2 separate regions of the Homo sapiens genome follow, and region 1 is linked to region 2. Evidence: chromatin contacts called from ENCODE Hi-C or POLR2A ChIA-PET data. All regions are on one chromosome and are shown on one strand. The core of a region is the stretch at or near the end of the contact, and the rest is flanking DNA. Distances in the headings are between cores, read along the strand shown. Region 1 holds the start of FAM240B (family with sequence similarity 240 member B). Region 2 has its middle 18 kb from the start of FAM201A.

Region 1 (3,786 bases), core at 870-3,369, 81 kb before region 2:
CCTGATTGTCTTCTACAAGATATTTTGTCTGTCTGTGCTGTTTCTTTTTTTCTCTCCTTTACATCTCTTCTTTTGGGTCCCAGAGTCCAGTTGGTATGTACACCTCTACTAAGTGTACAAGATGCTCAGTAACCCCTGGGGCTCCCCTTCTCTTTTGGGTGGCAACATCAGGAAGGAAAAAAAATAAAATTCAAAAAGTGAAGTGGCATAAATTCCCTGTTTCAAAATAAGGAGAAAGAAGAAATGCTCGGGGTAGTAATAACTGTATTGATGATAATGGTAATAATAGCTTCCATTGAGTAAGTGTGCTTTTGTCCTAAAAGCTATGCGGGGGGGCATCCCTGCTTAAATTCTTGAAACCAGCTCCCCTTAATGGGTTCCCCGCTCTGCTCCTCCACCCATTGGGACCCTGGGCCACGGGCAGCTCTTGCAGCCTCTGCTCCTCCTTCCAGAAGTAGGGTCTTGCAGGGGCTCTGACCTGAACACATGTTCTATTGTCTCTTCCTCTTTCAGATAAACTCCTTGTATTGGTAGGGGAATGAATAGTGGAAGTGCTTGGGGCTTGGGCAGAGACATGTGCTGAACATCTCACTTTAGTAAGAGCTTGAGTCGGACAGCCTGGGTTCAAATCTTAATTCTGCCACTTTCTAGCCATGCGGCCTCTGTCTTCCCAATCAAATCAAAGATAAAGTCAAGATCAAAATGTGGACATCCCTATACTTATAGATTAAAACCTTATTTGAACTAGGAAGAGCATAAATGCTCATTCCTTAAAGTGGAACAAATTGTTAATTGTGCAAGATTCTATATTAGTAGATTAAGTAAGTGTTTACAGAATTGCTATAAGCCAAGTGGAGTAACACCACATAAGAAATAGTTTGATAACCTTTCTCTTGGAGTCTTGCTAATGGCTTCAATAAAGGCTGAGGCATCACATGTAGCCAAAATAACTTTCACAGGAGAGAAAGAAAAGGAGGAAAGAGGGAGGAAGGGAGGGAGGAAGGGAGGGACGAAGGAAGGGAAACTAACACCTAGTGATCTGTTAGCTGCTAATTATTCAAGTTTCTCTATATTTTCTTAAGTGGAAATATACAAATATGTATATAACTTCACTTCTGTGATTTCAGTATACTCCTTAGAAACATTTTTGTTGAGTTTTTTCTCTTTAAATTGTTGATTTTATATAGGTGGGACCCTGCATGACGGTTTCAGAATTAACTCCTCTCTTTCCTTACCAAAAAAAAAAATTTCATCTCTAAAATTTGGTTCTGCTATTAAATAAGGCATCCAGCTTAATGTAAAGGGGCTTATTAAAACACTTTCACAGACTCAACATTAAATATCACTTCAGCAGGATAACATCTGAACATCAATATTAGATGAGCTTGACATGTATAATGTAAGTTATAAATTTATACTCCACTGAACCAAGTAACGGGTGTGCAATTAGTAGCATAGTTAAAGGATTTGATAAAAACCAAAGCTATTTTTGTTATCAGATGAGTGAGGATTCTAAATGTTTTTCCTAAGGACAAAATGTGCTCCTCCATCATGGGATAAGAGCCACTCTAAAATGAGAAGTCGATCTCACTTGGATGCATTTTATTGGAAAACACTCACCGGGGTCAATTCCTGCTCCAACTGGTAGAGAACTCAGCAGACCATGATATGTCATCACCAGATTCCATTCAAGGATTAATGGCTCCAAAGAACCAGATGCCTCTCTAAGTCTTCCTGTAATGTTACACCCAAGTGTAACTCGTCCCACCATTCCAGTCCCCTTTACACACCAAGGTGCAGAGACTGGCTTTTCACAAGTCACAGGGGAATAGGGCACATGGATAATCCAGCCTCTGCTCTAAATCATCTCTCTTGGTTCAGGCCAAGTCATAGTACTTGTGGGACCTGCCAAAACAGAAGCTCGCCTTCTCTGGGGAGGGTGGGGTAGTACGAGATGGGATTTGTTTAGAGCCATCTCTCACCACGAGGGAAGGCTACAATGTCCCTGGAAAGATATTGTCTGGTTCTGGTACTAATTTGGCTCAAATGACCTTGAAAGGTTAAGGGATTTCTGTAACTCCTCCACTCCTTATATAGGGGCTGCAACAATGTGATTTCAGGACAGCATCTGTGGCCTTCCTGAGCCGGACCTGAGGAATCAAGAGCAGGCCCGGGAGTCTTGCCCTCCTTTGCACCCTAGCCGGGTATCACCTGCAAATTCATCTTTAAGGTACAGTACATTGAGCTTGTGTTGTCAAGTGTGGGAACATCTTGCAACTTGGGCTGAAAATTGAAACAGACATCACCCCTTATATGTGTGTCCTTTATTGACCACTTGAATTCATTTTCTCTTCACCTTGAACACCTACGCTGTACCAGTTGGGAATAACAGATGGGCCAGTAGATTTTTTTCCATCTCTGATGTTTTTCCATCTTTTCCTAAATGTCAATGATGCAGAAATTTCATGTTAAAGAGTGTGGAAAAAGCAAGAAATTCGGGTAAATCTCACAGAGCAAGGCTTTTTGGAGATTAACCAAAATAAAGATATGTCTCATGTTGGTTGATGGATAATTTAGTCCCAAGGAAATGTTCATTGTAGATGCTGGATCATGGAAGCTTCTCAGGAAGCTGATGGTGGGGTGATTAATCATGAATTTGGGGTTTTTACTTGACTAACCTGAGACCTGGGAAATTCAACTGTAGAATTCCCTTTCGTCTGAGTTGATACAGTTGACTCTTCCCTAGCCCCTCATCAGATAGACTCAAGTGCATGAGCCTCACACAAAGTCAAGCTTCAATAAATGTTATTTGATTAAATTGATATTTAATTTTTATTATAAAAGTGAGTTCTAGCACTCTTTAAGTGTAAGTTAATTAGAAAAGTAAACTTAAGAACTGCTGTTGGAATTATGACTTTTCCAAATTGGTAACATTTTACTGAAAATAGAACTAATCCTCTCAAGAGATGTACACTGTAGAAAAAACTACTTTTGCTGGGGGTGGGGGGGGATGCAGAGAAACAGAATTGCTTATTTATCGAAGAACAGTCTCCTTTTGCTAAAGCCTAATTATTGATATTTGCCCTTCACATATGTGCAAAGCAACTAGATACCCTCATTTGAAGGTGAAAAAACTGAAACACAAAGCCCCTGTAATTTTGAAGATACAGATTATTCCCTTGAACTTGAGGCTGATGATTTTTTCCTGACTATTAGAGCCAGATGGACCTCAATGAACCTGTAGATCAAACACCTCAACTCACAGATGAGAAGACTTACGTATCTTTTCCAAACTCTTTTAAAAAAAATAACTATTCAAAAAAGTGAATGAAATTCATAAAATAAAAAACATCAAAATGTATTTTAGAAATAACTGTATGTTAGTATTAATATGGTAACTCTAAGCCAAATATAGCATTCAAAGCAAATAGGAGAAACAAATTTTAATTGACCATTTAAAATAACTATCTACAGTTAGGACTTTGAACATTTTTTTTTTTTACTTATCTCAAACTATGTATATGTCCTATTAGCATAAGAATGCAATGAAACTGATTAATGTTTATGTTTATTTAAATTATAATTATTTTTTATTTTTGATGCAAAATTGAACTGAGAAATGTATTGGTTACTTCTCTATGGGCCCTGCCATGACTCATCAATTCATTAATTCAGCACGGTATTTTTTTGAGTTAGAAAAGCCAATTGTTTTCCAGGGTCTGTCTTAAGGTGGTCCATTCAGATATGTTCTCCTGAGTCCAAGACCTAAACCTGTGCTTGTCTTTT
Region 2 (4,054 bases), core at 810-3,309:
GCACATGTATACCCGTGTATATAACAAACCTGCATGTTCAGCACATGTATCCCAGAACTTAAAGTAAAATCTAAAAATAAAAATAAATAAGTAAAGACCCGCTCGTGCCATAAATGGTTCCTGCAGTCCACAGGCGTGTAAAGTCGGTGTTTCCTCGGTCCTCTCAGCTTCCCTTTCCTCAGTACGGGCTTCGTTTATTCCTAAGGCCTCTGGGCTTCCCCATCAGTGGGGAAGGTGACCGCTCTGATACCAGATCCAATGCCTCCAAGCTCTTGAACCCCCGCAGAAAGGAAAGATGGCCAGAAGCCAAGTGGAAAGCAGGCTTCTTTGGATGCCCTTCATTTTTACCGAAAGCTTGTTTTTAAATAATCTTTCGCATTAATCTGAAAGCATAGACTTATAAAGCATCAGGAGAATCATAGGATTTTTCTTACTTTGAAAACTGAAAACAAGCAACATGCAAAACTGGCCAGTCAGAGGAGGCTTAAAGAAACGAAATACATCCTGGTTACAGACAAAAAGAATTCCCGAAGATCTCTCACTTTCTGATCTGAGGGGAAGGAAAATGAGCCCCTACAGGTGAGAAAGAGGAGGATGAATTCCCTCCTATATTTCTGCTTTCCTTTCTTTATAACCTAAGCAATACTGTGCTGGTGATTCAGTGGTTGCAGCTGGGCAAAGAGCAACAGCTACCAACAAGAAGCACCTACAACTCTGAAGGAAGAAACTCTTCTCTCTTACCTGAGAATCTATGGTTCCAGGAGTTCAGAGTGATTCTTCACTGCTCTTTTTCTCTGTGTGCTTGTACCACATGGCTCTGAACCACAATAGAACTACAGCCCACTGGAGGAATTTGCATATTGAATCTGACCTAGCCGATTGCCATTGAAAACAACAGCAAAAGACATTGTCCTGACGTTTTAAACAAAACCCAGAGTCTCATAAGATAATATCCAAAATATTCAGGATATAATCCAAAATGGTTCAGCATGTAAAGAACAAGGAAAATCTCAACTTGCAAGTGAAAAGACAGTTACACTTCAGAACTAAAAATAAAAACACTGAAATTAAAAATTCACAAGATGATCTCAACAGCAGAATAGAAATGACAAAGGAAAAAGTCCATGAACTTAAAGATAGATCAATAAAAAGTATTCAATATAAGCAACAGAGAGGAAAAACGTTTGAAGAAAAATGAGCATAGCCTTAAGGATCTGTGTAACAATACAATGACACATCTGTGCCATTGGAGTTCTACAGAGAGAAGCATAAGAACAGAGTAAAAAATATATGAAGCCATGCATCTCTTAATGACAGTAATACATTCCGAGACATGTGTCGTTAGGCAATTTCATCACTGTGTGAACCACAGAGTGCACTTCCGCAAACATAGATGATAAAGCCTACTACACACCTACGCTATATGGTATATCCTGTAGCTCCTAGGCCATATGCCTGCATAACATGTTACTATATGGAATACTGCCGGCAATTGTATTACAATGGTAAGTGTTTGTATATCCAAACATATCTAAACAGAGAAAAGGTGTAGTAAAAATATGGTAGAAAAGACAAAAAATGGTACACCTATGTAGGACACTTACCATGAATGGAGCTTGCAGGACTGGAAGTTGCTCTGGGTGAGTCAGTGTGTGAGTGGTGAGTAAATATGAAGGCCTAGGACATTAATGTACACTATTGCTGACTTTATAAACACAGTACACTCAGGCTACACTGAATGTATTTTAATTATTTTCTTTAGGCTGGGTAAAAATTTGACAAAACCATTAATAGAGGTCCCCAAGTATTGGGAAAGTGTTTCAGGAAGTGCAAGCATATGACAGTTAAAATATATGGCACTGTGGACAGGTGCTTAAGATTTTTATGATAAAGTGTAGCAAGTTGCAAGGTATGACCAGTCATTTCATATCTTGCATCTTGATGTCACACCTTGCAGTGGAGTGGAGAGAAAAGTTATTGGGTCAAAAGAGTCGAGGAACCATGAGTCACTTTACAAGAATTATCAGACTGCCCATGGGGAGCAGTGACAAGAAGCCCAGGGCTACAGGAAGGGAGAGGACTATGATGGACATCAGTGGAGTCACGTTGCATGGTGGCATGAGTCTCAAAAGTCAAAGGCGTGTAACAACGGAGAAGCGAGTGGAAGTGGGGAATGCAGATCTGACTGGCCGGGTGTGGTGGCTCACACCTGTAATCTCAGCACTTTGGGAGGCCGAGGTGGGCAGATCACGAGGTCAGGAGATCGAGACCATCCTGGCTAACACGGTGAAATCCCGCCTCTACTAAAAATACAAAAAATCAGCCGGGCGTAGTAATGGGCACCTGTAGTCCCAGCTACTCAGCTGAGGCAGGAGAATGGTGTGAACCTGGGAAGCGGAGCTTTCAGTGAGCCAAGATGGTGCCACTGCACTCCAGCCTAGGAGAAGGGAAAAGGACTCTCTTCCCATAATTCCACGTGACCCAGGTGCCACGAATATATTACCATGTAGGGAAAAATCAATGGCTATGAACACTTTCTTCTTTAAATGTATAATAAAACAATACTTTTTTTTTTTTGAAACAGAATCTCACTCTGTCGCCCAGGCTGGAGTGCAGTGGCACAATCTCAGCTCACTGCAACATCTGCTTTCCAGGTTCAAGCAAGTCTTCTGCCTCAGCTTCCCGAGTAGCTGGGACTACAGGCGCATGCCACCATGCCAGGCTAATTTTTGTATTTTTAGTAGAGATGGGGTTTCACCATATTGGCCAGGCTGGTCTGAAAGTCCTGACCTCATGATCTGCCCACCTTGGCCTCCCAAAGTGCTGGGATTACAGGCATGAGCCACCACGTCTGGCCAAAAATACATTTTCTTTCTTCCCTCTTCTTCCACCCAAAGCCACGAATTTGACTTAAGATACATTTTTTTTCCTTTATATGTTCACATAACTTAAGGAATAGTAAACCAAAGAAGGAAAGAAAGAAACAGAAACTAAGCCAGATAGAAAAATGAGTAACTGGGGTCAGGCTCAGTGGCTCACACCTGTAATCCCAGCACTTTGGGTAGCTGAGGAAAGAGGAACAGTTGAGCCCTAGGCAACGTGGCAAAAACCAATTTCTACAAAAAAAAAAAAAAAAAAAAAAAAAGAAAAAAAATTAGCTGGGTGTGGTGTCACATGACTGTAGTCCCAGCTACTTGGGGGGCTGAGGAGGGATGATTGCTTGAGCACAACAGGTCGAGGCTGCAGTGAGCTGTGATCATGCCATCGCACTCCAGCCTGGGTCACAGAACGAGGCCCTGTCTCAAAACAAAATAAAATGGTGCCGGGCATGGTGGCTCACGCCTGTAATCCCAGCACTTTGGGAGGCCGAGGCGGACAGATCACAAGATCAGGAATCGGAGACCAGCCTAACCAACATGTTGAAACCCCGTCTTACTAAAAATACAAAAAATTACCCGGGCATGGTGGTGGGCGCCTGTAATCCCAGCTACTCGGGAGGCTGAGGCAGGAGAATCGCTTGAACCGGGAGGCGGAGGATGCAGTGAGCCGAGATCGCGCCACTGCACTCCAGCCAGGGCGACAGTGACTCAGTCTCAAAACAAAACAAAACAAAAAATTGTAACTGGAACCCCCCCCCAGCCCCAAATATCTCAGATCTAACTCCCACTGAGAATAGTTTTGAAATCTGAATATAATGATAACAGAAAAGCAAATCTCTTAAAGTCTAGGAGAATGATAAAAGGCAGACAGGATTTTTAAAGTAAAAAAATCAAGACACAGGCGGCCGGGCGCGGTGGCTCACGCTGTAATCCCAGCACTTTGGGAGGCCGAGGCGGGCAGATCGCGAGGTCAGGAGATTGAGACCATCCTGGCTAACACGGTGAAACCCCGTCTCTATTAAAAATACAAAAAATTAGCTGGGCATGGTGACGGGCGTCTGTAGTCCCAGCTAGTCTGGGAGCTGAGGCAGGAGCTACGCTGAGGCTGAGACAGGAGAATGGCATGAACCTGGGAGGGGGAGCTTGCAGTGAGCCGAGATTGCGGCACTGCACTC

The links. A loop is a pair of places that touch in the nucleus more often than their neighbours do. ChIA-PET counts read pairs that join two places held with the same protein, here RNA polymerase II (POLR2A). Pooled maps may share reads with other maps.
Region 1: a loop to region 2 is called in a map of K562, with 5 times the contacts of the local background. The contact joins the promoter of FAM240B here to the enhancer-like site in region 2. A Hi-C loop is called at or near these places in 27 of 168 maps with a recorded cell type or tissue (A673, Caco-2, GM12878 and 17 more), 18 of 37 single-sample maps with no recorded cell type and 15 of 50 pooled maps. POLR2A ChIA-PET finds 5 or more read pairs at or near these places in 1 of 52 experiments (OCI-LY7).

What each region holds. Positions count from the first base shown.
Region 1 is chr9:38,718,466-38,722,251 of GRCh38, reverse strand. It overlaps FAM240B (family with sequence similarity 240 member B), which reads left to right and starts at 2,119. Exons shown (of 3, transcript NM_001394922.1): 1 at 2,119-2,230.
Region 2 is chr9:38,637,041-38,641,094 of GRCh38, reverse strand. No RefSeq gene overlaps it. Among named protein-coding and RNA genes, the nearest start is that of FAM201A, 18 kb to the right of the region's middle. Within about 2 kb of position 2,059, at least 2 of the 41 ENCODE cell types and tissues checked have a DNase peak (open chromatin) inside an H3K27ac peak, as active enhancers do; they include PC-9, where a contact is called at or near this core.